Linked DNA regions of Mus musculus: regions 1 and 2 are each linked to region 3. A link is a loop called in an ENCODE intact Hi-C map of the cell type or tissue named here. Cell type or tissue: gastrocnemius. All regions are shown on one strand. Links, peaks and the distances in the headings refer to the core of each region. The heading gives the core; the rest is flanking DNA.

The links. Peaks named below come from ENCODE experiments on the same cell type or tissue, not always from the same donor. Only the 100,000 strongest peaks of a DNase experiment are listed, where the experiment ranks them.
Region 1: a loop joins it to region 3, with 2.6 times the contacts of the local background. A loop is called at or near these places in 2 of 42 quality-filtered maps.
Region 2: a loop joins it to region 3, with 2.3 times the contacts of the local background. A loop is called at or near these places in 7 of 42 quality-filtered maps.

What each region holds. Positions count from the first base shown.
Region 1 is chr10:100,054,867-100,065,549 of GRCm38, forward strand. It overlaps Kitl (kit ligand), which reads left to right. Exons shown (of 10, transcript NM_013598.3): 3 at 9,218-9,280. Among named protein-coding and RNA genes, the nearest start is that of Kitl, 44 kb to the left of the region's middle. In gastrocnemius, for the core only: no CTCF peak of the experiment used is centred there; a DNase peak (open chromatin) is centred at 4,795; H3K27ac peaks cover 273 bases.
Region 2 is chr10:99,828,599-99,839,281 of GRCm38, forward strand. Gm35206 (predicted gene, 35206) reads left to right here. Exons shown (of 5, transcript NR_155868.1): 5 at 926-1,984. Among named protein-coding and RNA genes, the nearest start is that of Gm35437, 69 kb to the right of the region's middle. In gastrocnemius, for the core only: no CTCF peak of the experiment used is centred there; no DNase peak of the experiment used is centred there.
Region 3 is chr10:100,155,986-100,166,668 of GRCm38, forward strand. No RefSeq gene overlaps it. Among named protein-coding and RNA genes, the nearest start is that of Gm35533, 17 kb to the left of the region's middle. In gastrocnemius, for the core only: no CTCF peak of the experiment used is centred there; a DNase peak (open chromatin) is centred at 5,140; H3K4me3 peaks cover 792 bases; H3K27ac peaks cover 4,625 bases.

The DNA of each region.
Region 1 (10,683 bases), core at 1,675-9,674, 100 kb before region 3:
TTCTGGTAGGTGTTATTGCAAAGTGGCGGAAGGAACATGACTTACGAAGTACCACTTCCTGTAAATGTGAAAGTGGTATTTTCAGGCAGCACAGGTGGGTATTACAAGCAGCTCCTAAGATTCTCTATGCTTGCCTTTTGCTGCTGATTATGACCTTTTAATAATCACTTGTAACTTAATAAAGACCTATACAGATATACATTTTAAAAAAAAACAACCGACTCCAAAATCATTAAGATGAGAAAGAAGAAACATATGGAAAGGGAGAGTTTGGTAATGGTGACAGTAAAATATAATTTCTTACTCTGAGTGCAAATGTTAGTCACTGTGCAATAAAAAGGAAAAAAAAAAAAAACTGCCTTCCAGCACTTGACTCAGGGGAAAATCATCCAGGAGTTCCTCTAGCAAGCTCAGTATGTTTTCTTGCCTATTTTATATTAAGACATTTGAAAGTAAGTCAAGTTAGGAATAGCAGGCTCTGAAGATCCCTTGTTCCTGAATAAAGACTGATGCCATCTGCAGCCTGTATTTTATAGAGGAGGAAACAAAAAAGTATAACCCAACCTCTGAGAACAGAAAATTATTGATCGAGTTTGGTGAGTCAGTCCTCTAGCCTACAGTGTGAGTGCCCCACTGTACCAGTACCATAAGCAGTAGGGCCAGCAAGAGGGCTCTGCAGCTGGAGGATCTTGCTGACAAGCCAAGCCAACCAACTCAGGTTCTACCCCTGGCTCCCCGATAAGGGAGGAGAAAACTGACATTTATAAGTCGTCTTCAGACCTCCACATAAGCACTCTGGCATATGGCTGTGTGCACATGTGTGTGTGTGCAGACACACACAATAAATGAATGAATAAATAAATAAATAAATGCACTTACTCTTTAAATTTTTTCACAGCATAGCATAGGATCCAATTTGTGCTCATGTATACCCTGGCTAACATTATGAATTTGGGTATGTCTGTGTTTACATCCTCACTCTTTTACATTAGGTAAGTAGTTACCTTTCTAAATCTCAGTATCCACTTTGTGATATATATTAAACAAGTTTTTTTTTAAGCCAGTTATTATCACATAAATTCTCTCTGTCCCAGTTTTCTTGCCATTTACAATAAATTTATTATGCGTAATCTTAGCAAATGATTATGAGAGTTGAAATAGAGGAGTCTCTGGACAAGTGCCATTTGCCATTTATGGTGGTGGTAGTGTACTGGGTGTCAAGGGAATGTGGAGATGACCTATCTATAAACATAAAAGGAAACTAAAGTGTAAGGGAGCTGAAGGGGACCCCCAGGGCCCTTTGCCTCTTCGTGCCTTCAGGGACAGTAGCTGTCAGTGGTTCCTAGAGCCACCAAGCCTTTCGACTTTTGTTTATACATCCATGCTTCCAGATTGAACTTGGCTTGACGTAGATTTGAGCTTCTGAAAGAATGCTCAAAAGCCACTGCTTTAACCCAAATTTGTAGGCTAGAAGGAGCCCAGCCCCAGCAATCTCTCGGGGAGCTGTGTGGTTCCCAGTGCAGAAGTGCTGAGGTGCAGCTTGTGGCTGTGGGTTCAGGAAGCTTCATGTTTTCCTGGACGGTGCAAGTCGATGGTGGTTTGCCCAGAAACTGCAGGGCTGGCCTCTGTTTCTCCCGGTTATAAAGAAGTTAAGCATTTCCTATGCTAATCCATTAGCTTCATTCCTTCAACAGGAGTGACTCCTGAGGTAGCAGATCATTGCAGAGTTTCATTTAAAGGATGGTAGGACTGAATACCTTGGTGGAAGCTGGGGCCATGGGGTGGTTTGAGTACCATCGAATACCTACCTGTTCATCAGTCCATAGGCAAACTACTGAATGCAGAAATGAGAAACATGGATGTGATGAGGGTCCTTAACACTTCAGACTCTACATTGTACTCTCCCATGCTTTTTGTCCATTTTTTGTCCGAAGGAGCCACGTATAGCTTTCCTCACTTCTCAGAGAAGTCAGGGGCCCCAGGAAAATCTATGTGATTAGAGAATTTCACAGTCCTTCTCAGCTTTATATCATTTTACTCCACAATGATGTCTCATTAGGTTGGACTGCCTAGAATAAATCAATCTTGTCAGACAAAAGGGAATAGGGATTTGTATGGAAGAAGAGGACTTGGTTTTATAGGTGTAACCCTTCCTCTCCTCCTCTTCTTTTCCTCCTCCTCCTCCTCCTCTTCTTTTCTTCCTCCTCCTCCTATTCCTCCTCCTCCTCCTTCTTCTTCCTCTTCTCCTCCTCTTCTTTTCCTTTTCCTCCTCCTCCTCCTCTTCCTCCTCCTCCTCCTCCTCCTCTTTCTTCTTCTTTATGATTTTTTGTTTTGCCTTGCTATGTGCTCACAGTTGGTTTTTCCAGTGGAGATCATTGCTCTGTGCTCTCTACCAGCTCTGTCTTTACAGTAGGTGGCAGCTTGCCCTGTGCCACAGACTCTATGTTTGCTTGGGTGATACTCATGCCAAAGAAGCATATGATTTATCACTTTACTTTTTTTTTTTTTTAATTTCTTCTTGGACATTTTGTACTGCCCCTATGGTCCCCATGGCTTTTATTTGAAATTCTTCTGGCATGTTTACTTAGCATAATAGTTCATCTATTTACAGAACATTTTGCTTTGTTTTTGAAAAAAAAAATGTTGCAAGACTTGTTTTCAATGGCAGAGTCAGACCTACCTAAGGAAAGAGTCAAGTAACTGGGATAAGGATGAGCCAAACTTAAAAACGTCTATGGATAGTTGCAGTGTGGTGTTGAAAGTGTCTCAGTGCTCGTTTAAGAAGGAATCCAAATATTAAACTGGTTCAAGTGGATTCTTCCTGCCTGCTCTCCCTGTGATTCTTCTCATTTGTGGTACTCTCGTCCCTTCACTTGGGGGGAGGGCATTTAGTCAAATGTGAATTTTGAATTCTTCCTAGCTGTTCTGTTTCATCTTTAAATATCTGCTGAATCATGATTTGTCTTTCTCAAAACGTTTTCTGAGGTAGATTGATGTTCATGATCGATGACGCATTGCCAGCAGCCTGAGGAAAATGAACCAGCTGCTGTTTATGAATTACCAGGCTAATCTAATGAATTTTATTTCCTGAACCAACTTATCTTATGGTGATTGGGAAGCTATTGCATTTAGAAGCTCAATTACTATAATTTAGCTGGAATCATCATCATATATATTTTTTCACAAGATATATATAGCTATATATATCTAATCATAAGATATATTTATATATACTCATAAGATATATACAGTAATATATAATAACATGTATAAGCATATATATATATATATATATATATATATATACACACACATATATACACACACAGATACATATATGTTGTCTCAGTTGCTAATAGCACAATATCTCACTCTTGGAAAGTAATGAAGAGTTTTAATTTGACTCACACTTCTGGTCCAAGCCAAAAACTGCATCTAGTGTGTCTATCTGGAATAGTCCTAAGAAGGGGCAATGTACCACAAGGAGAGACAGAAAGCAAAGACCTAGTCTGGCTGGCTTATAGGGCAGACATACTCTTAAGAGAACCCTTTAATCTATGCATTATATTTAGAATACAGTCCATGTTCTTAAGGACAGAATCCTAGCTACCTCTAAAAGCTCTCACATTTTCCCACCGTGTTTCATAATGGAGATTAAATTTCAGTGTGACTGACTGTTGAGTTACTTTGATAAGCAACAATGCTTACTTAAATTGAACCCTGGAACCCACAGGTATGAGGGAGAATTGACTCCCACAGCCATCTTCTGATTTACACACACACACACACACACACACACACCATACACACACATGCTGCAGGGGGCAGGGAGTTTCAAATAAATGCAAAAAAAAAAAAAAAAGAGTCCAGCATTAATTTTGTAGGAACAAACCATATTCAAATCATGTCATTGTAAAGTAGATTTTAAAAAATGTCTTAGGCTGGGGTTAGTAGAGCTATTGACTAGCATACATAAGGAACTGGATTGGATCCATGGTACCATGTGCACATAGAAAAAATTGACCTGTTCTATTTGAAAGGAAACAGTGGCTATCATTTGGGTGTTGAACTAATAAGAGGCAAGTTTTCTGAAGTCATCTTAATTTTAAAATCACAATTGACTTATCTCCTTGGTTTCCTGTGTTTGTTGTTGCTGCTTTTTTTTGTTGTTTGTTTTGTTGTTGTTTTTTGTTTTGTTTTGTTTTTGTTCTTTGTTTTGTTTTGTTTTGTTTTAGAACTCACCCAGATATCCTTGAAAACAAACAAACAAACAAACAAAAAACTATGATAGCTGATCTAGTTAGGATTTTAGACAGAACTAACAGGAAAACCAAAACTATCCAAAGACAAAAAAAAGGATTTTCCTGAAGCATGCAGGAGGACTGGAAGCCGGGCCACTAAGGTGGATGTGTTAAGCATTCCTTGCTGTAGCCCGGATACTTAAACGTCACTGCTTCTGATGCGACTAAAGATCCTGACCTTCATATCCCTCCCCAACCCCCCCCCAGTCGTCCCCCGCCTCCGCGGCCCCAAAGGGTTGAAAAGAGGAAACCATTTTACAGATGGTGCCAAGGAAACCATGAGACCATGAGTCACTGCTGTGGACTTAGGAGAAACACAGAGAGCACAGGGTCTGGTCACAGATGTCCAAGTGCCCATTGGTTCCTTGACCTTTAAGGACCTTGACAACATTTGAGTCATGAGAACCATGCATTTTAGACCAGTGACCCAGAGATGGAGTTAAGTGTCCTGACTTGGTGTTCTTTTCTCCTGAGTCCAAATACCTGGAGGGCCTGGGAGGCAGCCAGTGCCAACTTACCTTGCCAAGACTTTTTCTTGGCCAAGTTTTGAGCCTTTCTAAAAACCACTCTCCTTTGCTGTTTTGTTGTTGTTGTTTTTAGTTTTGTTTTTTGTTGTTGTTGGTGGTGTTTTTTGCTTGTTTGTTTGTTTTGTTGTTGTTTTATTTGTTTTTTTTTCCCCCTAATGTCATTGAATATGTTCAAACCTCAGATATCTACAGAAAATTTACCTTCATCTCCTCCTCTCCTTGCCTCCAGATGCATTGTGCCTTCGTTTCTCTTCAGAAAAGAGCAGGTCTCCCAGAGCTATCAACCGACCACAGCATAACAAAATACAATGAGACTAGGCACAAAACCCTTTGATCAAGGCTAGGTTAGGCAACCCATTAGGAGGAAAAGGGTTCCAACAGCAGGCTAAAGAGTCAGAGACACCCCATTCCCATTGTTAGGAGTCCAACAAGAAGCCCAAGCTAAACAACCACAGAATGTATGTTGAGGGCCTATCGTAGACCCTTTAGGCTTCATGGTTCCTGCTTCAGTCTCTGTGAGCCTGGATCACTGCTGTTTAGTTGATGCTGTGGGCTGTGTTTTCATGGTGTCCTCCACCCCTCTGGCTCCTACAGTCCTTCCTCCCCCTCTTTCTCAAGGTTCCCTAAGCTCTGCCAAATGTCTGACTGTAGGTCTCTGTATCTGCTCCCATCGATTGTTGGAAGAAACCTTTCTGATTCTTCATTGGTCTTTCTGTGTTTCCCTCTTCCAGAGAGATTTCACATAGCCCAGGCTGAACTCAGCACCACCCCATGTAGTCGGTTTGTATCTCACGATGACTTTGAACCCCTGATCCCCGTGTCTTTACCTCCGAAGTGCTACGATTACCGGTGTGCAAGACCAACACTCAGACTTAGCTCCTGCTTTTCTAGAGATGACTGTTCTCTCATATACATGTTGAATAGATGTCCGGTACTTCCCTGGTAGCACTGTAAAACTCGAGGCTTATCTCTGGTCTCGCCACTCTTCCATCTAGACTAAATACTCAGACTGAATTTACTGCTCTGTTCCTTCCCTGCTTGCCAGAAACCCTAACCAGACTTAATCTTAGTAATTAACCACAGAATCCTCTTTCAGAGACAAAGTAGAAAGTCCTTGGAGATAGGAATCTCTTAGCGCAGCATGCAGAGATCCCTCCCTAATGTGTCTCTAATGCAATATCTCTTTTCTAGCTAGTCTCTCAAATATGACACAAGCTTCCAATTCCGTCTCTTATATATGATACTCTTGTATTCAATATGCTGCTCTCTATTGCAATCATTTATACACCATGTCTAACCCCTCCCTTCCTCTCCCTCCCTTCCTTTCTTTCCTGCCTTTTCTTAGGTACCTCTTTTTCTTTCCTTTACTGTGGATTTCAGAGACAGGGTTGCCTTCTAACCTAGGAGGGCTTGATAATGATTATGTAGCTCAAGGCTCTCAAACTCATGACTATCCTGCCTCTGCTTCTGAAGTGCTGGGAATAAAGGCATGCATTACCATGCCCAGCTAGCCCTTAGCATGAGTTATTTTGTGTTAAAACCTTTAGCCGCCCTGTAGTCTACTTTCCACTTAGGCATATGGAAATGAAAAGCTGAAGTAATTGAAGTAACTTCCCACACCTGAGTTAGCAGATGATGGGCCAGGATCCAGTGTAAACCATCTGTCTTCGGAACCTGTGCTGTTGGCCTGGACTTCAAACTCCACATCTTTGAGCAACATCTATCTTTCAAGTCCACGGTTCTCTCTTCTCTATAAAACTTTCCCTGGTGATCAATAGACATCAGAGACTTGGAATTTATCGCAGGGTTATTTGTGCTTTCTCGGTTTTATTGAGCATACTGCAAACGCTGAGAAAGTAATACCATGATGCACGATGTGACCATAAATACCTGTAGCTTCAGTCTTCCAAATCCTCTTCAAAAGGTAATTGGAAAGCAAACGGAAAGGCCAAGTACTAGCAAGAGCTTGCGCTGCAGCTTGGTGTGTAGACAGGAGCTCAGTGAGCCAGGGTTTTTCCCCTTCTCCAGGTCTTCCTGGTGCCTCTGACCTTGGAGGTGCCATTTAGCGTCCCATACCTCCATACTCCCTCCGCCCTCATCCTCATTTGTGAAATTGGCTTAATAAGGTATGCCTCATGGGATTCCAACAGTGACTATGAAAACTTACTATAATTTGTAAAGCCATATTCAAAAATAGTCTGTTTTTTTTTAGTCCCACCGGAAGTTAAATATAAGTAAAGTGTGGACTCCATCCTCGGGCTGGCACTGGGGAGCTCTTCATGTCCTGATCATAGAACGTTTTCTTTTGTGAGCTGCCTTTGGCTTCTGTAAATGAACTTCTCTGGACTGACTATGAAGCTGGCCAGCACCTCTCTTATCCCTGTCCTTTTGATATTCCCTAACCCTGAGGTTTTAAAATAGTGAATCTAAACTTCCATAATATAATGTAATGTAAATTGTATCTTCAAGAACCTGTATTTAGAATACTTACCACTTCTTGGTGTATTTTCCTCATGGAATGACTTTAATCTCCATGGTTAGTCCATCATGAACTATTCTATAAGTGCCCAGACTTGGGCCTGTTAAGGTTTACAGTGTGCCTTCGTTGGTGGGGCTTGTATAAAATGACTAGGTTGGTTTTGCTTTTCGAATTTGGGCAGGGAGACTTAGAAGGCATGGTAGGAAAACTGGTTGAGAAAAAGAAAGTTAAAGTATAGAGTTAACTCCTAAGATAAATAAAAAGTGTAGAGCTAAGATAAATAAATCGCCACTTTCTTGAGGAGCCCGGGTGTATTTCCTGTAGACCCTGAGAATTCTATTCTACTATTGGGAAGAGCATGAGATGGATAATGGTAGAGATTCACGAGGGAGGAGAATTCCATGTGCTCTCTGGCCACTAAGTGGATTACAGGTGTGTCACCATGCCAGGCTAGTATGTAGCATTTTACACATAGCTGCTTGGACACAGTTTGTTGCAATGAGCTAGAGAACAAAAAATAACAAAGAACAAAAAACAAAAGATGAACATGCGCTGCTGAGCCATGCCACAGTTCATCAGGAAACCTGAATTCTAGTCCACATAAAACACCCAAGAGGCAAGTGACTTCAGTGATTTGGTCTTCTTAAGTCTCAATTTCTTCACTTATTAAACACAGATGCTGTGTTGGATAGGTAATAATGTTACTTGAAAATGATTTGCTATTAATCATCATACGAGTTGCAGAAAGAGCAATTGTTAAATTTGTCCATCAAGGCTGAAATGAACGGGAGATGGAATAGTATTACCATGGGACCTGCTCTGCTCTGACCACTTCTGAGTTTGCCTAGCGTTTTCTCACTAAATTGCTTTCAAATTATATTGGCAAGACCAAGAAGCAACATATGCCTTATGTTATAGAAAGCCTATCAGAGATAACACACCCCTGTAAGCATGCACATGGTCCCAGCTTTCTATAGGAGCAATGAAGATATCAGACACAGAATAAAGACAGTATATGCCATTTTCCTAGCTAGTTCTCAATAAAGAACTTGGGTTCCTAGTTTATAATGTGTTTGGCATATTCCCTTAACTAGTAATAGGAGACTGAATCTCTGTTTTATAAATGAAGAAAATCAAGGGTGTGCAACTCAATTCCAAATTCACTAGTTTCCAGCCCATTGCTTACTCACTGATTCCAGCACTATTGCTATAAATGTGTTAGATGCTTTCAGAGCCTTTAAGAGCTAGACAGATTGGTGAAGCATGCCATGTCCAACCCAAGGTAAGTGAACTGAGACCTATTGCAAAACCCAACGTTCCTAAATTGAACTCTAAAGTCTTCATTTCTTTAAAAGGTAGCCTTGTGCTTCTGAAGGTTTACTGACTTTACCTAGGATCAACAAAGAATAGAAGCTCTCCAGCTTGAGTGTCTGTTAATGTCACCGTGGGGGTTGTTATGTAAAATGCAGTACATCTGCTGTGACTTGGGAACTTGTGTATGTAGAAGTTTCTTTCTTCATGCTGACCTATCGCTGTGAGAAACACTGAAAGTCATAGCGACTTATTTAGACACAAATTGGAAAATTGTCCCGAAGGGGAATTCCAGTGTTACAGTTGAAAATCAAAATTTATGAATTGTTTTTTCAAAAAAAACTCAATATAATTAATAAAGTGATGGTTGTAGGTTCTCCTCCAAGATCCATGACTTCACTAGCCCTGGGTGGTCGGCTAGGTCTCCAGTACTTGGTATGGTATATACTTAGCCACCTATGAGTGGATTGACAACCCAAGCACTGTATATTGGACAACAAAGGGGAATGAGATGTAAATGGTATGACAGGTTGGATATATGATTTTTTTCAAGAAATCTTTTTGTATTTACTCACTTTTTCATTTCTTGGTCTCTGTAGGTGGCAAATCTTCCAAATGACTATATGATAACCCTCAACTATGTCGCCGGGATGGATGTTTTGGTATGTACTTCACACATTTCTGACTTGCATTTTGGTAGCTAATGGGTAACTCGTGATCATCCACATTAAAGACATTATCAACTCGTTGTCTTGATAATTTTTCTTTTTAATTTCCCCCTCAAGCTGCTGCTAAGATTATCAATGAGCATTTCAGTATGTGTTTTATGCCTGCATGCTAAAAGAAAATGGCTCATCTTGGTTAGATTTAGCAACGGATGTCTCTTTTTCCTCTCTGCAACTCTCAAAGGGGCTTGAATGTAAAATCATGCTAAATTTTCTCCTTGGCAATGTTTCATTTATATGTTACTCTTATTCCTATGCCATTAAGAGTATGGAATATTTTATTTTATTTCTGAGCTTATTAGCCATGCAATGGGTTTTGAATAAAAGTATGGGGTTGTAATTTTGTTTCTATGTAAATTTTGGAATGCTAGGCTGTGGACAAACTCTACTAGGGTTATGTAGACCAAAAAGAGGTATAGTAACTCCACATGCTTTTATAAACTCCTAAGACGTAAAACTTTGCTATCTGGAAAGATGTGATGTTAATGCAGTTTGATACTATGTGTTGCAACTTGCAACATAGTCACATATTTTCAACAGGTGCTCTCCATGCTGACTCACTGTAGCTGTTGTAATCCTGGGGTAAATGTAAAGCTATTTGTGTTTCTTTCTCTTTTGCAACTCTCATTTTCCCCTAAGCCCAATAAATACTCATAGCATGCTGATTATGCACGTGCTGTTTCTGGGTTTTGTGGATCAGTCAGTCCAAAGTATATTATTTTGTTCTTTAAAATACCTTTCAAATACTGCATAAGGTTTTCATTTCAAGAGAGTGTCTGCAGCTATCCTTCTTTTGCTTGATAAGCATTTTTAGCACGAACTGCCCAATGCTTTTTAGAACTCCCTAGAACATGTATCTTCATGCTGGACCAGCTATACTCAAGCCTGGGCATTGTCTGTCCCTTCAGGTAGTGGGGTTTTCTGCAAAGAGAAATGTAAAGTCATAGCAGCTTGAAAACTAGTCAATGCAGTCATTTGATCACTTAGCAAGCATTCAGTGAAGAACACTAAAGAGCCTCCTGCACTGACAAATTAAAAAACTCTCATCTCAATGTTTGAGTCCTTGCCTAGCCTTTGGAAAGTTCTGGATTCCCTCCCAGCACTGCAAAAATAACAAACAGACAAACAAATAAACATCTTTGCAAGAATTGTGAGGAAAGTACATAGCCTTTTTGTCACGTTTTTTGCAAAATGATGTCACCATCCCCCCTACACACACACACACACACACACACACACACACACACACACACACACACACACACAAGGGTGAGAAGAAACCACACACAGTAGGTACACTTGTTCATATTTTACAAAGGACTCAAGGAGGTTTACAGCTT
Region 2 (10,683 bases), core at 1,581-9,580, 330 kb before region 3:
ATACCTTCCTGGATATTTAGTCTAACCAATCTGTTAGTTCTGTTATCAGTGAGTGATTGGGTTTCTAAAAAACAAAACAAAACAACAACAAAAAAAACACAAAAAAAACACAAAAAAACAAAAAACAAAAAACCCCAAAAAACCCCTAAGTGCAAAAGAGGAAGATATATGACCTCCACCTTTGCCCTCCATATGAATACACACTGCTTCCCCCAACACCACACATATATACACAAATAAAGACCCATATGGAGCTGGAAAAATTAATGAAAATCAGGATGATAATAGGAAATTGTGGTGATAAAACAAAGAACAGTAAATATATTCAGGAGGAAGGAAGGGTGGTTTGTAATGATGGTGTTAGACTAATTGAGAGAAAAAAAGCACAATATTTATTTGCTTAAGGGAAAAAAGTGAGGGCTCACATATTTTTTCCTAGTTACAGCATATTATTTTTCCTAATGTATAGCTCAACTTCTCTATGTAGGCATAGATAGCATTTATTACATACATCAATTATCACTGTCACTAAATCAAAATCCCAAGTGCCCCAGTGTCAAGACCTAGTGAGTCTTAGGGTTTGAATTAGGTGTCAATTTAAGAAATGTTTTGAATGTCTTGGTTAAACTATTAAAAAGTGCAAATGAGATGTTTATTGGCACCTTAAAGATAATAGCCAGGTCTGTTTTCCCACTCCCACTGTAATTTTCTCCTAATATGTATTACAAAATTATAGATTGTACTCCACTGAATTACAGTTTGGAATACTAAATGATAGATTTACAACATAATATCTCACTTGGGAATGAGCTTTAAAGTCTGAATCTAAAACAAAAATAGAATCCACAATGCCCTTGGAAATATATGAAAACTTTTCATACGGTCTGGCACCACCTCTCATTAATCCAGCAAATTATCTTTTCAGCTTTGGACAGGAGCTCCTTTGGATAAGCATTAGGAAGACAGCCGACTTGTGTGGAAGGCACTGAAGAGCCTTAGCCCCGGGAAAATATTCAATGAATGTCGGAAAGGGAAGATCCATTCAGCGCAGCAAGATGTGGATGTCCAGGCAGAGGAGAAGGGTGGCAACCGGGAAACATGCACACAGCTCTATCCTCCACTTCCTGCTAACCCAGAGCCATGAATGTATCCTGTGGACAATGACAAAAATCTTTGTCTTTTTCTCCAACCTTACACGTCTACAACAGAATGCATTTACATTACAGATGCACACGATGTTATCTATTCTACTCTAATATTTACCAGATGGCATCAGTACACTAGATTCTTTAACATTAGGAGCAGTCTTTCCACAAACATATGTGAGAGTGAGATTTACTATTGCTAGAGCGATTTCTAAAAGCATTAATTTAAATAAGCAAGCCAACAAATAAACCCAAGGAATTTGACAGAACCTTTGCCCAAAGTTAGGATTATGACAATGATAATCATTTTTAAACGGGTACATTGTGGGGCCAGAGCATCCAGAGCAGTTATATTCTGGTCTTGCACAATACAGCTGTGATGCATAATAAGACTCTGGAAACATCTGCTTCTCTCTGATACATGGCTGGAAAACCATAGCAGGGGATGTTGCAAAGCGGGGTGACCATATTGGATGTGCTAATTGCTGCTTCATATGCTGAATTCCAATTATCTTGGCAATTAAGACAGAAATATTTGCTGAGTAAACACCAAGCAGAATTTCCCTCCATCACAGGTTGAGAGTACATCCTAACATCTATTTAACATGCTATCTCGGTGAATGTTTTGGGAAGGTGGGGGAGGGGTGCTGAAAGCAATCTTATTTACTATATGTAGATACACTATGCACAAATCAATGAGGTGCTTAGCTCTATAAGTCAATAACTATATTGAAGATATTGAAAATAAGCAATTTTTTTCCTTCCTGCAGATGAGCTCACCGTGTAGTCAATTTTGAATAGACTTACTGGATTCTTCGTAAATAAAAAAATTTTAAAAATGTGTCTTTGAGACAGAGAAACGGAGCCTTCCTTTCTCTCGGTCTAAACTGACTTTTGTACCTTTCTAGACTCACTGTTTTTTTTAAGCCATCCTAAAATTTCGAAGAGAAGTATATAAAACAAACTTGAAAACAATAAAGATAGATGGGAAGAAGAAAAGCAAGGAGACAGAAAAAGGGAGGCCAAGTGGGTCCAAGATGCAATTCAACTCTAATAAGCTTATGAAAGTTAGAGTCATCTGGTAGCATATTAACATCACTTGGTTATATTTTAAAGAGAAAACACAATTTATGGCCATGAGAAATTAAGCAATGAGAACCACTCAATTTTGTATCTGTGAGTCCTGGACATTTATTAAACAGACCAATGCTGATATGAAGACCCCAGACTTGAGTTTATTTTCCTTTATGAGTATGTCTCTCTTATAATGATATCTGCAGTTCCATAATGCAGTGTGGAATTGTAAAAACTTCAATTCAGAGTGCTTAGCAATTCAGATCTATCTTGAAATGCCAGTCCATTGCCTAGGCCCCACATCTCTAAGTCCCATGTTCAAGGCTGAATTACGAACAGCCGTGTTTTAACAGGGCATTTTGTAAATAAAGCAATGAAATCTTTTCACATAAATTAAAGTCAAAGTATCCAGTCTGAAGGGAGTTTCAGAATGTTAGGGCAAAGGAGCACCTCTTCTCACCACAAAGCAATAAAGAGGCACAGAGATATTAAGATATGAAAATGTACCAATAAAGAGCTCTATAATCTTCATTACAAATTGTGAAAAAGTGAGTCACAGGAATTTTGTGCTGATGCCAATGTTGTCCTTCCAGCTACCTTCAAATAAAGTAATAAATGATGGGACGTAGCTGAATATTTATCTGAGCCAAGTTTGTGTATGTGTTCACTTATTGGGTTTGATTTTGAGCTGGTATTCCTTTAAGCACGCTTCATCCCAGTTCCATAGACAGACAAACGGTTTCAGATAACTGAGGTCAACCCCGAAGGCTACACCAGTTTGGAGCTCGGTTGAGGATAGGTCAGGCTTCTGGTTACCAGGGTCCTCTACCCTCTTCCTCTATTTCTAAAAAGAAGTCTCTTTAGGATTGGTTTTGCAAAAGACTCCATATTTCCGAAGAAAGATCGCTTTCTAGTAGGTTAAGATGAACTTGGCTGTCGATGAAGAAGGAAAGAGAGGGAATGAGGTTCTTTGAGGGACACTTATCGTTTGTATTCTTGTGTTTCTGAGAATGTTGACTACAAAACAAAGAAAAGCATATGTGCATGTGTATGTGTGTGTGTGCATATATGTGTGTGTATATATGTGTGTATGTATGTGTGTCTGTGTGTGTCAATATATATGTGTATATGTATATGTATATGTATATGTATATGTATATGTATATGTATATGTATATGTGTGTGTGTGTGTGTGTGTATGTATTATGAGTTGAAGTTGCATTCTTGTGAATAAATGCCATGACAAAAGCAACTCTTATAAAAGAAAACGTTTATTGGAGATTGTTTTCCATTTTAGAGCATAAGTCCATTATCATCAAGAAGCAGACAGGTATCACACTGGAGCTGGAGCTGAGGTATTTACATCCTGACCTGCAGGCATCGAGAGACTAGCATGGGCTTTTGAAACCTCAAAACCCACCCGAAGTGACATACTTCTCCAACAAGGCTGCACACACTCCAATAAGGCCACACTTTCTAATGCCTAATCCTTCTCGTCCTGCTCAAACAGTTCCAGTCCCTTGTGACCAAATATATGAGCGATAGAAAGCGGGGCATTCTCATAAAATAATCACAAGAAACTATTCTTATTTATTCCTAGATGCTGACTTCACATTCCATCTTACTTGGAGAAAGCAAAAGAAACAACTTCCTAAATGAGATTTTTACTCACATAAGGAAGAAGCGGGTTCCATTGATGAGACTAGAAGAGACCTACCTAGCTTGGGTATCACTCCACTTGTCAGGACTTGTCTTTCCTCAGGTCTCCCTCATTGTCCTTGGCTCCTTACTCCATGAAAGTGGGTGGGATCAGTCGTAGTACAAATGGTAGCTTAAAATGCAAACTTGAGAGTGGAAGTCACAGAGTGTCATTTGAATATATCAGTTTGCATTGAACTTGACATTTTAAAATATCTGGTCCCTGGGACACTATCCAGAGCACTATTCCCGATGTTTCCAGAACTCACACACGGTATTTTTGTTATCATTATAGATACTAAGACAGCAGAACTTTATTGCCTTAAATAAAATATATTAATAAAATTGGATCTTCTTAAAAGATTCTTATATAATTTTTGAAGGTAAAAATATGTGTTTTTAATTTTCTACCATGACTACAATGAAAAATAAAAAAAAAACTAAACTGCTTGAGAAATAAAAAGCAAAGGCAGTAATAATAAGAAATTAGGTAAGTCTATAAATTTTGCTGCCTGACAGTTTTGTTTTAAAAAACCACAAAATTTTGACACATCATAGTTTAAGAATACGCTTTCAAAATGTCTAATTGCCAGCTGAAAGAAAGACAAGAATCTGTTTTGAATCCAAAGCTCCCATCTGTTAGCTGATTGATTTAGTATGAGTTTGCTATTAATGAGTTTTATTTTTAAAAATGAACATTTTAAAATAAAGATGTGAAGACATACTTCTCCTTTTTGCTTATGGTCCTGTTGTGGTAACATCTCCAAGCCAGGCAGCTCTCGGTTCACCATACTAGAGCATTGTCCATGGCCAGCAGCTCTCGCTGTACCCACTGCTTTTCATGAACACTTGCTGTTTGAGCATCAGTCAGGAGATGCTGGTATAACCATGGTTACTGCATTGCATCCCTTAGAAACCACGTGCTCAATGAACAAAAGTACCAGTCACATTTATTTATTTGTTATCTTATTTCTGCACCCACACATATAACTTGGTATAAGACAAGGTGATAAACTTTGCCACTACCAACATGTCACATTGAATATAGAAATAAATACTAGAATCAGCTATATTTATGGCAGTTTTTAAAGAGGTCTCCAACGCCCCTCTTCTCGGTAACATATTGTTGATTATGTTTTAGAAAACACATTCTCCCCACCATGGTAATAGGTTACTCATGCTGTCCAGAGACAATCCAAGTAAAGGCTTATGACACACTATCCAGAACACAGTGAATACTCAATGAAAACCATCTTTAATAAACATCATTGTTCTTGAAGTCACAGCTACATGTTCTGTGCATTCTTGAACACAGCCTTGAAAAGCTGATACCAAAAGGCATTTCAAAAGCTACTAGCTGTTTCAATTTTATCTGCAGGTCATTTCACTCCTGCTAATGTTTTTTTTTTGGAATTTTGGGGTGTTTCTTCTTATTTGCCACATGATACCAAAAAATTGGGGTTGCCTATTAGGGCTCTTAGTCTCATTAACTCACTAATAAGATAATTTAAGGGTGGATAAAGATAGAAGTGTGGGGGAAATTTTATAAGAGCTTAAAAGAACAACTCCCCAGGGCAAGCAAACTGTAAATCTAAGCAACTACCCAGGAGGAGAATAGAGAAGAGGAAGGGAAATGTCATGACATTTGAGTTTCTGGGAGAGAGGTCCACAGGGAAGCACAGCCTCAAGGCAAGAGTAGGTTAGAGGAGGAGTAAGGTAGCCCAAAATTTCAGATAAAGCATACATAGATGTTTGCCAGCATCTTCAAGAAACAGAGAAAAAGGAGTGGAGAGGAAACTTCGCTGTGTGAGTCAGGACTGCGAAAGGTGAACAGACCCAGATGATTCTCATGACTGCTCAGCTCGTAGAGACTATACTGTGGACAGGAATTTAAGGGGTTAATTATGCCTTTATCATAGCTTAAGGTAAATCGTAGCTAAGTGATTGACCCGACTCAAATGGAATATTAAAAGAGTGAGACCAGGTCAGAGATTCCATTCCTGTGACCAAAAGGTTACCCTCAGGGGGATTTACCGCTACTTTAACACTGGATCTGAGTCGCAGAGTTGAGATTCTCTCAGAACACCAAACCCAGCTTGTTGCCTCAGCCTTGAACACACTATTTCCTTTGCCTTGAAGTTCTTTACTTCCTAGATGTGTTAGCATGCTCGCTCCTACTCAAAACCTTCACTATCAGAGTCAATCTGTGTCTCAAGGCACTTAGGACATAGCGCTTTTAATACTTTTGTCTTTATTGATTTCTACCCTTTCAAGCTTGTAAAGAGAAGTGCCTCGCATGTCGCAGACACTCAGGAGTGTGTGAATCCATTGGACAGGTCAGCTGAGCTTTTAACACACTATGGATTTTTCATATAGTGCTTTAGTTTTCTTCCATAGAACTTCATTTACTGAGAGCGGTCATTGATGTTGATGGATGTATCCCTTCCACTTCCTGCCAAGCCTTACCAGATGTAGATGTCTTTGTGTATACCAGTGTCTGTTGCCAAGAGCGGCTTTTGGAAGGACTAGAAAGAAGTCTGTGTTGTATCAGTGCCTGTGAAACAACAAGAAACTCAAGTGGAGTTGCTGCTCCCACAGACTAACCAGGGACAAAAACAAGGCCACTCGGGGTCTCAGGGCAGATGCCTTAGTTGGCTCTCAGCTGGTACACGATGCAGTCTCAGTCTTTCACAAAAAAAGGCCCATCTGCCTGGGAAAACTGGGGCTGGCTTTTCTACAGAGGAGGACAGTCATGAAGTGTTAAATGCTAACTGTGGTATATTTTGTTCTTTGGGGTATGAATTTCTTAAACTCAGTTATAATGAGTTTCCTCTAGGCATGAATGTTTGTGATTGACAGTAATAAGGACCTTTGCTGTGCCTCTTAAGAGATATCCTAATTCTATGCTTGATAACAGCCATTTGGAACTGATATTGGAATGATGCCAGGGGTACCAGTAAAACTATGTTCACAGTCTACAGGGCTTCACCAGCTACCTTTCTTTACCCAGAATGAAAAATTTTCTGAGGACATAAGATGTTCCCAGCAATAGGAGAAGAAACTAAGACCATTAACTAATAACTTCCTTATTTCATGCTTTAGTTTCTTTACTGTATTTTGTTTGTTTGTTTTTTCCAGACGGAGATTCTCTCTGTAGCCCTGGCTGTCCTGGAACTCATTCTGTAGATCAGGCTGGCCTCGAACTCACAGAAATGCACCTGCCCTTGCCTCTTGTATGCTGCCATTAAAGGTGTGCACTACTACTCAATGACATACTATAAGTGAAAGTAATGCATTGGGCTCTGTTAGGGTTAGAATAGAAGAGAATATATGTTAAAAAATTCCTACTGCAGTAACTGGTGGAGAGTAAGTAAGCTCTACATTTTAGGGTCATTGTAATTATAACTATTAAAAGTATTATCGCTTTCATTAGTCTGTTTGCTTTAGGGTGTTTTTTAGGCAGGAAACGCATTAGTAGTGGTCTCAAATGCCTTGGATTCTGGGAATGATTTTAATTTTCTAAATTAAGGTTGCTGTGATTTTCTGTTTCAAGTTTTTGCTCCAGCACTTAACACTCTGTCGTATAAGGGCAGCTTTTTCAGATGGGGAAAGAGCTTGGCCAAGTTATCTGCCTCTTCTTGGCTATCAGAGAGGACCTCACAAAACGTATGGCAGTGACAATCTGCCCTGGAGATGTAGCTGGATACGGACTCCAGGTCCTTCCTTTCGTTAACATCTTTGCTCCCTTCTCCCTTTCCTTATTTCTTCCGTCTCTTCCCTCCTTCATTTTCTACCCTTTCCAAGAATCTTAATTCCTCAATTAGAACTTACTTAGGGCTGCTTTCTCCCATAAACCTCAAAACAAAACAAAACAAAACAAAACAAAACAAACAAACAAACAAAAAACCTATTTTAGTGAAGACTTTTGTATACATCTTCATATATAACATTTTGTTGAGAAGGAAAAAGCTGGGAACTATTGTTTTAAAGCAAAAATTACTGACTGCTGACTAATAGGACAGCCATGTTTGAGGTGAAGAAGGAAATAAAAAGAAAGGAGGGAGCTAGATATTGCCAGCTAATTGGCAGAGCTGAGCTAACCCTCCCAGGAAAACAGCAAAATGAAGTATATATTCCAACTTGTCAGGTGATTCTAGATTCCTGATGTCCCAAATAGTATAGCAGGCCATTTGTTGTAACTTAGGAAGTGTCAGGGATCAGAAGATTGGTTGCAGCATTTAAGTTATAATACGAGGACTTATATAAATATGAGTCAATCTCAGACCATTTAATACCATCGGTACTGTGGAGAGTGTAAGCGTATCTGGCCTTTAAAATCTCTAAAAGGTGTAAAGCATTGAGGAAGGAATGTATGTCCTCACATGAACTGATTGTATAGCATAAGCACTTAAAAGTAGTGCTATTTGTAAGGAAATCTGCAAACTCGCCAAAAAATAAAAGAGACACCAGATACTTTCAGGTGGCCTAAGCCCTAGCTCTTACAAGCACATTTAGATACTCAGTTCACTGACATCCTGTGGTTGGATTTGGGGGCCTCTGCACAAAACCAAAGGAGTGTAGCCGGTGCATGCAGGGAGATCATTTTCATCTCATTCCTGTAATTTGGCCCTTTCCAGAGTAACAAAAAGAGCCCTGAGAGGTTTAGCCTTCCAGCTCAGCTGCCTTATAGTTTGTGATACGATAGGGCAGAATCACAGAGAGTGTAGGCAATGTGCCAGGTTAAATCAACACACATAAGAACAAGGGACCCTAGGCAAGGGTGTAAGGGCAATACACTTTCAACCAAGGTGGCGCTGTTTCTCAGGTTGTCACAGAAGAGAAAGAATGTTTTTCAAAATTTAAGAAGGCAGACCCATGGTGTGAGGGAAAAGTGAAATCCATCAAGAAATCTTTGATGTGTTACCGTTAAATTGAATTTATAAATAAAGATGCTTTCTGGCAGTTGTTGTGTTTAGACAGTCCATATATATTCAAGGTATGCCGAGGATGTTAGTAGTAAGACAAATGGTATATTAAGAAGGCAAATAGAATTACAAGTATCTCTCTGGGAGCCAGAAGCACTAATAGAAAAGCTACTCTCAGACTTTGCCCCTTCCTTGGAATTCCTGTGAGGACAGGAGGCACACAGCTACCAGGGACATCTCGTCATGATGTCACTCCTCAGCTTGCCTGTGCTGTTCCTTCTCTTGGTTTTCTACAAGTCTTACAATGCGCATGTGTCCTAGAATTCATGCTGTTTTATGCGAGCTCTCTGAGATCCACGCAATAACATATCTTTCCCAAGAGTCTTTTTTACTCCTGTGACCAACAACTCAAAGGCATGTTTCCCATGTCTCGCACTGAGTGTTTCGCTAGATAGTCTAAGGCTCTTGTGGGAAGCATTATCACCCCAGATGCCAAATGATATACCTTCATTTAAATGTACGCATATTTATATATTATATATTATTTATGTATAAATTATATATGTTAATGTATACATGTATAAATAAAACATAATACAAACATAAACTATTAATATACATTGTTTATATATAAATTGTACATGTTAATATATACATGTGCAAATAAAACATATAAGTATAAATATAAAATATAAATATATATATTAGTTATATCTAATGTATTCTAAGTAAATAGAAAATGTTTCCCCATGTCTCTCTTAAATGTCTTTTTGTTCTTTATCTCTCTTTCCTTTCTTTCCCTTTGTGCTACCTTCTTTCTCCCATCCCAATCAAATTTTCTGCCCCCATTTTTCTCATTTCCAATCTGGTGACATTTATGTTCTATCTCCCTCTGTAGAACTCCCACACACACACACCCTTCCACCAACCCCCACCCCTCACCCACTCCTACCTGACCCTCATGGTCACTTTTTAACTTCCCTAGTTTCCATGGTTACTGCAAATTAACTCCTCATGGCTAGGGTGGTCACAGACCCTAGAGGAGAGCCCACTGCTGCCATTTTCCTGAACCAGTATAATTTCTAACTGCACTCCAGATTTTGGTCCTTATAACAACCATAATTATAGCACTCATCTCCCAGCAAAGATGTTTCCTTTTACCACAGGTGAAGACCACCCCAGAAATCCACAACTGGTCAGAAGGCAGAGAAGAACTGACCATGGGGTGCCCAACCCCAAGTAATACATCCACAGCCCAACCCCTACACTTCCCAGTCAGAGAATATTGCAAAAGACAGGGACAAAGAATCGTAAACGCCAGAAGACCAGAAAGTTGGCTGTGGGATAGTGTCTTCCATATGTGGCAGGGAAGCTGACCATGAAATCTCAGAGAGAAAGTCACAGAAACAAAACTTGTGCAATGGCATCACTTCGTGTGCCAGGGTGTCTGGGGAAATGTCTCAAATCCTTACCCTTACAGAAAGAATTATAAGTGATTAATGGTTACTAACAGAGGGAGAATCAAACTTTTCTATGCATGAGTCTTTGATGAGTTACCCAATCCCCAGAGGTTAGCCCTAAACAAATACGTATAAGAAACATTAAATGGACTCAGCAGGTTATACATCATATACATATACATATACATATACATATACATATACATATACATATACATATACATATACATATACATATACATATACATATACATATACATATACATATACATATACATATACATACACACACATATATATATAATAGATATACACATCATATATAATATATACATACACATATAATTAAAGAAGAGGTGGTAAGTTTGAGAGAGAGGAACA
Region 3 (10,683 bases), core at 914-8,913:
AAACTAATGTAGTTATTCATATCACTGGGGAAATTTAGAACATTACAAAAATAAAATAAAATAGGAACAAACCACAGTCATTTTCTATTTATAATTATAGGTTCAATCTGAACTTCCTCAGGCTTTCACTTTTTAGAGCCTCTTCATTTCTGGTTGCCTGTGGTTTAGATCCATTCAGGGCTCTGAAGCTCCTTTAAGTGAGTAAGGACTTTAATGGAGGCAGAGCAAGACTTCTCACCCATGTGGCAGCTGGAGACCTGAAACATCGTCTCTCCTGGCTTTGCATGGCTGGATTATTGTCTCATAATCTAGAACAGTCCGACTGGATGATTTTCACGGGCGAACATGTGCAAAAATAAAAGCGTTTAGAGCCTGTTCATGCTTTTGGAGGTAGAATAAGGACAGCAAGCACCATTCTGCCAGTGTATTCTGTACGTCAGCATTCCTTCATTCTTCCTTTGTAATCTTTTGTTTTTTTTTTAAACAGTCCAGACTTTATCTCCCTCCTGGTCCGCCCTCTGACTGTTCCACATCGCATACCCCCTCCCCCCCCACACACCCAACAAGACCTCCCCACTCCCTGGGGCCTCAAGTCTCTCGAGGGTTAGGTGCATCTTCTCTTACTGAAGCCAGACCAGGCAGTCCTCTGCTGTATATGTGTCGGGGGCCTCATATCAGTGGGTGTATGCCGCCTGGTTGGTGGCTCAATGTTTGACAGATCTCAGAGGTCCAGGTTAGTTGAGACTGATGGTCTCCCTATGGGGTTGCCCTCCTCCTCAGCTCCTTCATTCTCCTCAGCCTCCCTTCATTCTTTTAAAAAATACTTATTTCTTTATTCAATACATATATGTAAGTGCTTGAGTGTAAGCATGTGCAGCTCATGTGTGCAGTCACTTACAGAGGTCTGAAGAAAGAATTGGATCCCCTGGAACTGAAGATAAAAGGAGGTTGTGAATCACCATGTGGGTGCAGGAAAAACCTAGGACCTCTGCAAGAGCATTAAGTGTTCTTAACCTCTATGTGTTCTCTTTAGCCTCCTTCTCTCATTTTTAATCATTTTCGGTGTCTGGTTTTTCAACACTTCGATCTAATTCCAATAAACTATTGTTCTGTTTAAGTTATTTGGAGCCAGGGAACTTGATAGGTTTATAGCCAATGTCTCAGGTAAATAGGCAAGCTGGGATAACACTTGTTTAGCAGTTATTTATTACCTATGTACTAGGAAAAATTTTAATTTACTTATTACCTAAGTGTTTATTACTTTTACATGTTAAGTAGTTTGATTATCTAGTTCTATTATTTGTGACTTACGAAAGCAACACCTGATTAGTTCTGAATATTAGCTGGCCTCAGGAATATTCTTCTTTTTTTTTTTTTGTTCTTCAATGTGATTCCTACCCACATCATGTAACTGAATCCAACTAGCACCTTCAATGGGGTTGGAGCATCCAAAATAGACTCTCCCACAATGTTTGGCCATTGATGTCAATTGTATATTCTTTAGATGGAATATTGATTACATAAATAAATAACAGGAAAAAAAACCCCTCATACCCTTGTATATCCAGCAGTCTAGTGAAGAGTTTGTACTAATACAGAAGAAAAATGAAAGAAATTAATAACAAAAACTTTAACAATGAAATGTTTTGAGCTAGATGGACATAGTGGCACATGCCTGTAATTCCAGCTTGTGGGAGGAAGAGACAGACAGCTCCAGAGTTCCAAGCCAGTTTGAGTGACATATTGAAAACTTGTCTCAAAAAACAAACAAACAAACAAACAAACAAAATAAAACAAAAAAAATCAATATATTATATCTGCTGTGAGATGCTTCAGTGAGAAATGAAGCCAGGAATGCATTTGGGGAAATGTTTGGGCACTGGAAGATTTGAAATTTAAATAGAGTGACTCTAGGATCCTACTAAGATCATGCATTTGAGCAACGGTGTGTAAGCAGACTGTGTGTTGTGGGGTTTTCTGACAAGAGACCATTGTTTTGGCTGGAGGGGCTTGTGAGACAATTAGATGAGTATAAAAGGTAAAAGGGAAGAAAAATGAAGAGCTTCAAAAATAATTTCATAACTATGATTATGGTAGTTTGAAAGAAAATGGCCCCATAGGCCCAGAGGTAGTGGCACTATTAGAAGGGTGGAGTAGGTGTGGCCTTGTGGAAGTGTGTCACTGTGGAAGCATGCTTTGAGGTCTCAGAAGCTCAAGATGTGGAACTCTTAGCTACCCTCAAACACCGTGTCTGCCTGCAGGTCACTATGCTTCCTGCCATGATGATAATGCATTAAACCTCTACACTGTAAACAGGCCCCAATTAAATGCTTTCCTCTATAAGAGTTGCTGTGGTCACGGTGTCTTCTCAGAGAAATAAAACCTTAGGACATTTGCTTTTAGTGATCATGAGAACTACTGGGGAATTCTGAGCAGGAGTGCTTCTTTAGTTTGGTGCTTGGAAGGACAGCCTGAGCTGTTAGTGTGAGAAGAGACCGAGAAGGCAGGTGTGGGCCATAAGGCTAATCCACCAGGATTTGTAGCTTGGACCAGAAATAGTGAAGGATAAATGGATTCACTTATTTTTTTTCCCCACAGTGGATGCTTACTCTATCAAGGTATGTTTAGGAAAGCAACTGTAACTGGCTGAACCCTTTACACACTATTATGTAGTCTTTCTTACGCCAATGATTCCCAGAAGTTTATTTCCTACTTGGGTGTGTACCGTAATAATTTCCTTTTCACATTCCAGATTTTAGGGTTACCAGACAAATGGCCTGCCCTGATGGCTGGCTGGCATAGAAGGCAGACTCCATGTGGTATAATTTTATCTCATTTTGGTGCCATCTGACTTTGGCCAACATTTCTACACAGATGTTATTTGCCTGGATTTGAGCTTTGAAAATTTATTATTTTGAACTTGTGCATGCTCTAGTGACTCAACTTTGAATCATCAACAATGAACATTATGTTAGTTGTCCCGGAGGATATTACTGATATAAAAAGAAAGAGGGAGAGAGAGAAACTCCCAAAGAGGGAATCCTATGTAGCAAAGATAAGGCTCATTCAGACAAGAGGGGACGGAGATCAGGATTTAATGACAATGGTTCTTTCCTTCAAGTAGAGGGAAGGGGAACCCAGGAAGAGAATCCTTGACCTTCCTAAATCATTTCTACAGAAAGGTTCCATCCATTGCTCCAGCAACAGCCAGCTCCACCTGCCCGAGGGCCTCATAAAATGTTGCACTAATTCCCTCTGAGTTCTCAGGTAAGGTTTACAAGGGGATGGACGCTAGATGTTCTGCTGTGCTTCCTCAGTTCTTTCCTGCTTTAACTATGTTCCGTGTGTGTGTTTTTGTATTTTTTCAAATGAGAAGACTTGGAAAGGTTTGCCAGAGGTAGATTTGAAAACCATTCCAGTTAAGTTGTTGGACTTTCAGTTAACTAAGGAAAAGAGAACTGGGAAAGAGATCCTTACTGAAGATTCATAACCCATAGTTATTTGTAAGTGGGTTCATTGTTACCCATAGTTAATTATAATTGTAACTCTAAAAGAATTGTATGTAACATGTCTCATTTTTAAAGTCATACACCTATTATTATTATTATTATTATTATTATTATTATTATCATCATTATTATTATTTTGCCAATTCTTATCTCTTCTAGTGCCTTCCATAGTCTCGGAACAAAGATATCCCTGCCTCTACTGTTCCAGTCTAAATAATAGGTCAGGGATGGAGTGGTGCGAAGCAAAGAAGACCGGAGATACCCAGGTGCACAGCCAGAGTCTAATCATGACATCTTTTCTCCCAGAGCTTTGGAGACTCTGGACAAATCTTTCTGAGCCAAAGTTATCTTTCTCTAAAAATGCTTGGCTAGCAAGATGACCGTGGTATACTGTGGTGCCTGTCCCAAGGATGTTCAGCTAGGATGGACATGACTTCCAGAAACAGCACACTCAGCTGAAAACAACTTCCACTCTAGATGCTTATTTGATTTCAAGACCAGGAACTGCAGTGATTAGAGAGTCTCTCAGCAGCTGCTAGATCTGGGCGGGTCAGTGTGTGCGATTCTGTGCTGCTGGAGCCCCAGGTATCATATCGTATCTGGAAACCTGCAAAACGGGGGAGGGGGCATTTATCTTTGCATGTCTTTCGTGAGGAAGAAATTCTTCCCAGAAGGCGCAAGAACTTCTCTTCTGATTTCATCAGGTTGGTCTGGGTAACATGTGTGTTTCCCAGACCCAACAGAGTTGTGAAAGTGAGCGATGCACATTTCTTTCTTCTTGTGAGAAAGGCACTGTAGCAAAAGAAAAGCTGGGAGGGTCGTGGGTGTAGGGTAGAGAAGCTGTGTGGGCTCTGTGTGCCCTGTGCTGCTCGGCTTAGTGAACATTGGAGAGAGTTAGTTCCTTCCTGCTTCTATTTTCAGCACAATACTTCAAGTGCTCGCAGACCGCAGACTGGTGCCTGACCATTGTCCTTCCGTGAGTGCTGAATGGCCTGCCAGCTCGCAATCCCTTCTCTCAAACCAGGCTGACTTCTGTCCACCATGTAAATTCCTAGTTCTAAAATATAGCGAAACTTCTTAATACAAAAGTAAATCAATAACCAAGCCAAGCCAAACCAAACCAAACAAAAGCAGAAGCTAAACCCAGCAAGGAAAGCTACTTGCCTTCCATGTCAGGCATTCCTCTGGGGTCACGTGCTCTGACAGGAAAGGAGACATGTAAAAGCTTCCATTTTCATCGTCTTGCAATTTTAATAAAGTAAGTGGTGTCTCGAAGCATTTTCCAGCTGGATCCTTTTGTGATGTGTGATATATACTTTATGTTCATGCTGGATGTATTTTTCTCCTCAATCTGTTTTACCCAGGGCGAAAAATGGTTTTTGTTGTTTCAAAAAAAAAAAAAAAAGACATACTAAATATTTTTTCTTTTTTTTTTATTAGATATTTTCTTTATTTCCATTTCAAATGTTATCCCTTTTCCTTGTTTCCCCTCTGAAAAATCCCCTATCCCTTTCCCCCTCCCCCTGCTCACCAACCCATCCACTCCTGCTTCCTGGCCCTGGCATTCCCCCATACTGGGGCATAGAGCCTACTCAGGACCAAGGGCCTCTCCACCTATTGATGACCAACTAGGCCATCCTCTGCTACATATACAGTTAGAGCCATGAGTCAGGCACTGGCAGAGCTTCTCAGGAGACAGCTGTATCAGGTTCCTGTCAGCAAGCTCTTGTTGGCAACCACAATAGTGTGGTTTTGGTGGTTGTTTATGGGATGGATCCCCACGTGGGGCAGTCTCTGGATGGTCATTCCTCCATTCTCTGCTTCACACTAAATATTTTTAATGAATGTCATTTCCTAGTTGCTACAGCAGCAAAGAAAAATAACGTGAGCAAGGACCTTGGAGAAAGAACAAAGCTATCAGTCAGAGGGAGCTAGATTTGAGCTACAGCCCTGAAGACTCTAGAGCTGGTCGCTGTATGTAGAAACTGGGGCCTCCTGCATTTAATAAAATTCTAGGAGCAAAGCAGAGACTACACTAAAATTAGTTGACGATGACAGAGGCCTTAGAAGCTATACCTAGAAAAAAAATGTATAGAAACTTTTAAAGCAAAGCGGGAAAGTATGATGTAGGCTTTCCAACACAAACATTGTGAGTCAGGGAGTTCAAAGACAGATGAGAATACAGACCACACCAAACCAAAGATGCTGCTGACTGTGTAGCTAGAGCCCTGCCTTTCTCGTTGATTATGAAAAAAAGATTGGTACAATTCACAGCATCTGCTGTGACAACATAATGATTATTTATGAATTGACACAATAAAATACACATAGAACCATACATGTACATATGCATATAAATATTTAAATATTTAAAGTGCCCCTTAGCCATAGATACCTGCAAGATGAACATGGTCAAATACAAAAAGTCAATTCTCCAAAGGCCAAGACAGGAAAAAAGTAGCTTTTCAGCTTTACCTTAATAGAGATAAACTCTGATTTTGTGTGTTCCTTATGATAATTACTGGCGTCACTATAATCTCCACACTCCCTAAGCAAAAGCAGATCTCTACGACTTCAAGGCCAGCCTGGTCTTTCTATCAAGTAGCAGGCCTGCCAGGGCAAAATTAGAGGATCCCATATCAAAAACAAAATGAGCAAGCTAAGAAAAGCCTGTGACATTTTTAGTGTCAGCAAACGACAACAGTTTTAAATTTTGGAGTTGGAAGATGAGTTTACTAGTTACAAGAGAAACATTTGCATTATTTGGTATTTATTTTTCAAATATGTCTTACATGTTAATTTATTCCTCTAAAATGTATTACAAGTCTCTATGTGTTATTTTAATTCCATACTGATAGGCTGTTTCTCCGCTGCCAGTGAAATAAGACAATTCAAGCCAGATTAGATTGTATCAAAGGCAGGTTTATTGGGGAGCTGCTCTCAGGCAAATTCACTGGCCTCAAGGTGGGAGACCAAGGGAAGTCACCATGGGGGTGGGGGTAAGGCTGATGGCACACACAGAGACAAGAGGCAGAAAAGGGGAGAAGGGAGAGAGAGGGGAATTAAGAGGGAGAGACAGGGAAAGGAGAGAGAGAGGGAGAGAGAGACAGAGACAGAGACAGAGAGAGGGACAGAGACAGAGAGCTCCCAAAATGGTTGAGTTATATAGGGAGGAGCCTCTGAGGAAAAGGCAGCCTAGCCCATCACTGAAAAGTTTAAGGTTGGAGAGCAGCAAATGCCAGGCAGGGACTGAGGCATGCTTGGAGAATCTGGAGGCCAGGTCTGCTTTGGTATTTAGTCCCTTGTCCCAGGGTTGGAAACCAAACACTTACAGCACTTTTTACAATGGACTGCTCCCAAGATTAGCTTAATAAATTTTGGACATCTCATTCTGACTCCAGTATATTCCTTATTCCAAGTCTTCTATATTGATAATAGTATATGGATGTGCTTATTTATGTTAGGTTTGATGTTATTTTGAACACTAGATTTCGTGTTTTATAAAAAGATAAGGAGAGAAAGAATATGTTTGATGTATCTGTAGTCAGGTGTGGGGGAAGGGGGTGCCTCTGCGGGAACCAGCCACAGGATGGCACAGTATAGAATAGAGTTTATTTAGAGAATGGGGAGGGGAGTTGAGAGGGCAGTAGAGACAGAAAGGCAGAGAGAGTAGAGGAGTAGAGGCAGATCATGAGTACATGGAGAGAGAGGGTGGTGAGGGAATGGGGAGAGGGCAGGAGCAGGAAGGGGAAGAGCAAGACCAAGAGAGGAGCAACAGAGAGAGGAGGGGCAAGCAGCCCCTTTTATAGTGAGCCAGGCACATCTGACTATTGTCAGGTAACTGTGGAGCAGAGCTTTGACAAAATGCTAACACTAGAGAATTAGCTCTTCGGTATAAGTGCTATTAATTTTCAGTATTTTTGAAACTGTTGATTGGTTTATCCATCAACACTGTGATCTCAAAAAACGTGCTAAGAAATTTGGAGCATTTAATGTTCCTTTATAAGTAATGACAAAGACATTATTATCACTGTATCACATGCTGCATTTGCACTAACAAAAAATAAAAAAAAAACCCTAAATCTTCAGAATTCTTGCGTACTGCTTATGTATGCATCAATTTAAAATTGTATGTGTTTCTATAAGTTTTAAAAATTGTTTTACTGTTATTGGTATGTTTGTATACCATGTGTGTGCTTGGAACTTGTGGAGTCCAGAAGAGGGCCCTGGATCCCTTAGAACTTTAGTTAGGGGTGTGAGCAACCATGGAATGCTGAGACTAGAACCCTGGTGCCCTGCAAGAGTAGCAGCTTTTTCTAGCCCCCGAGCAGCCATCTTTCCGACCTTGTGTTTCCAGAATTTTAATTTTTAAACAATGTATTGTTGTTGTGTTGGGTGTGTGTGAATGTGTGTGGATGCATGTGGAGGTAATGTGTGTTTCAAAGCACATGTGGGGATATCAGAATACAACTCCTCGGTGGAGTCAGCTCTTCTACCTTCACATTAGATCTAGGTATTGAACTAAGGTCATTGGGTTTGTATGACAAGGGCTTATTGTTGGTGGTGGTGGTAGTGGTGGTGGTGGTTTCTCTGTGTAGCCCTGACTGCCCTGGAACTCACTCTGCAGACCAGGCTGGCCTCGAACTCAGAAATCAGCCTGCCTCTGCCTCCCAATGCTGGGATTAAAGACGTGCTCCACCACTGCAGGACTTTAGCCATTGAGTCTACTCAGTTGCCCAGTTTCGAGACTGCTTTGTCTTGTTTCGTTCTGTTTAAATCTTATTTTAATTGTTTTAAGATTTTCGTACTTGTCAGCTTCTAGATTTTTATTCCCTTAAAGTGAATACAGCTCTTTCTCCTGCAATTGATGTATATTCTTAGCTGGGAAGTCATAAGAAATTTAATGCTAGACCACAGTCTTTAAATGCTGGGGTTGATCCATACATATTTGTATCATAGGATAGAGGGACAGATGTCCTCGCTCTCTAGTTTTTCATGATAACTCAGGGCTGAGTATTATGTGACACTGAAATAAAGGGACTCATTTAAGAATGCATTTGACAATCCCTGACAAAGCCTCCAGGAATCTGCTCATCCCCAAGAACTGGCCTCCTCAGAGTCAACAGTTAAAACTCTCAAAGAGGGAGAGCCCTGTTTGTTTACTCTATTGTAGTGTGCTTTCAAAGCACAATGGTGGGAGAGGTTTGTTCTAGTTTTTCCTGCAGGTATTCCCTGGAGAATTCATTTAAAAAGAACACAACAGGCTCTCTGTGCCTCTGCTGCAGCAGACTCTCTCTCTAGCATTGTTTCAGCTTAACCCCTTTGAGGTGGGACCACGCCTTTGTTTCTGACTTCCTGGACTCTAAAGGTTGAATTTCAGGTCACCTTAGTACACTTAGATTTCCCTCTGACCCATACAAGCTATAAATTTTTCTTCAAAAACAATTAAAATAAATACACGTCATTAGATGGACTACTGCAGTGTGGGAAAAGTACAAAGACTAGTTGCTTTCTTCTAGACGTTGTTATTCACAGAGGCAGAAGAATCCATTGCAAGTGAGGTTGCTTCCAAAGATAGTGTTTCAAGAGCATGAAGCATATGTAAGACCGGATGAGAATATAATGTTGAACAAGACCAGATTCAGCTTTGAGCAGAATTAAGACTCATGGAGATCTGTGGTTAACTCGTCTATCCCTGCTATTTTGTCATGTTTCCCTCACAGTGCACCGATGTTTGGTCACTGTATTTTTTCTATTCAATCTTTCTTAGCAGTTCAAATTTAACTAAGTTAGTTAGAGGTTCCAGGACTAATCTTTTAAAGTTTTCCTGTAAGTAAATAAAAGATTTACTGTGAGCTAAAAGAAATCACAGTATAAAGTGAAATATAATTTTGAACATGGACATAATTTGATAATTATAAGCTAATGTGCTTATATATGTGACACCCATCCCACGCAGTTATTCATTAGTATCCATGGTGGTGGTTACAGGACCACCCAAACTACCAAACCTCACAGATGCTCAACTTTCCTTTAAATTAAACATAGCATTTTATATAACCTATTTGTTGTGTCTTATAAAAAGATAAGGAGAAAAGGAATATGTTTGGTGAAGGCTCAGTAATGTGTGGGGGGACGGGGTGACTTTGAGGGCCCACACTGAGGCATCTCTTCCCCCTGAGTGACTAGCCACATGGCCAGTATAGTATAGAATAGAGTTTATTTAGGGCATGGAGAGGGGAGCTGGGAGGATAGTAGAGGCAGAGAAAGGCAAAGGGAGAGAGTAGAGACATAGAGGTAGGCCATGAGCATGTGGAGAAAGAGGGAAGGGGGGATGGGGAGAAAGGTGGGGGAGGGACAAGGGGGGAGAGAGAGAGAGAGAGAGAGAGAGAGAGAGAGAGAGAGAGAGAGAGAGAGAGAGAGAGAGCACAAGAAGACAAGAAGGAGAGGAGGAAGCCAGCAGACCCTTTTATAGTGAGTCAGGTATATCTGGCTGTTGCCAGGTAATAGTGGGGGCAGACCTTAGACAAAATGCTAACACTATTTCCATATGCCCTTCCATATATTTTTTATTTTGAATGAAATCTCACTACATTGCATAGGCTAGCTCCAAGTTTCTAGTCTTAAATAATCTTCTTGCCTGAAGCCCATAAGAAGTTGGAACTATAGTCCATAGCACACCATACTGACACATTTTAAATATCTGGATTACTTATGATATCTAAAGTGATATGATTGTTCTATTACTAGTTCTTATATTACATTGCACAGGAAATAATAATATGTTTTCTATCCATTAATAAGAAACTAAAGATGTGAAATCTGAGTATATAAAATAAGCCTTCCTGTACATGGTGCATCAAAGTACAAGGTACTCCTTTTCAAGTTTAAAATAGTTATTTGTATTTGGAGAAAAAAAAAAGAATTTTTGTTAGCATCATTCCTTAATTTTTTCCCCTCTGATTACTTTGTTATTCTGCAAGAATACTATAGATTTGGCATTCTAGCATAAAAGGCAGATTAATAATACTTCAAAATGGGGCAGAGCAAATCCCCATTTAGAATAGATCCTTTTGAGCACAGTGATACATACCTGTAATCCTAGAACTTAGTAAAGAAATGCTAACGTTATTTCCATATACCTTTCCATATAGTTTTTATTTTTAAAGAATGA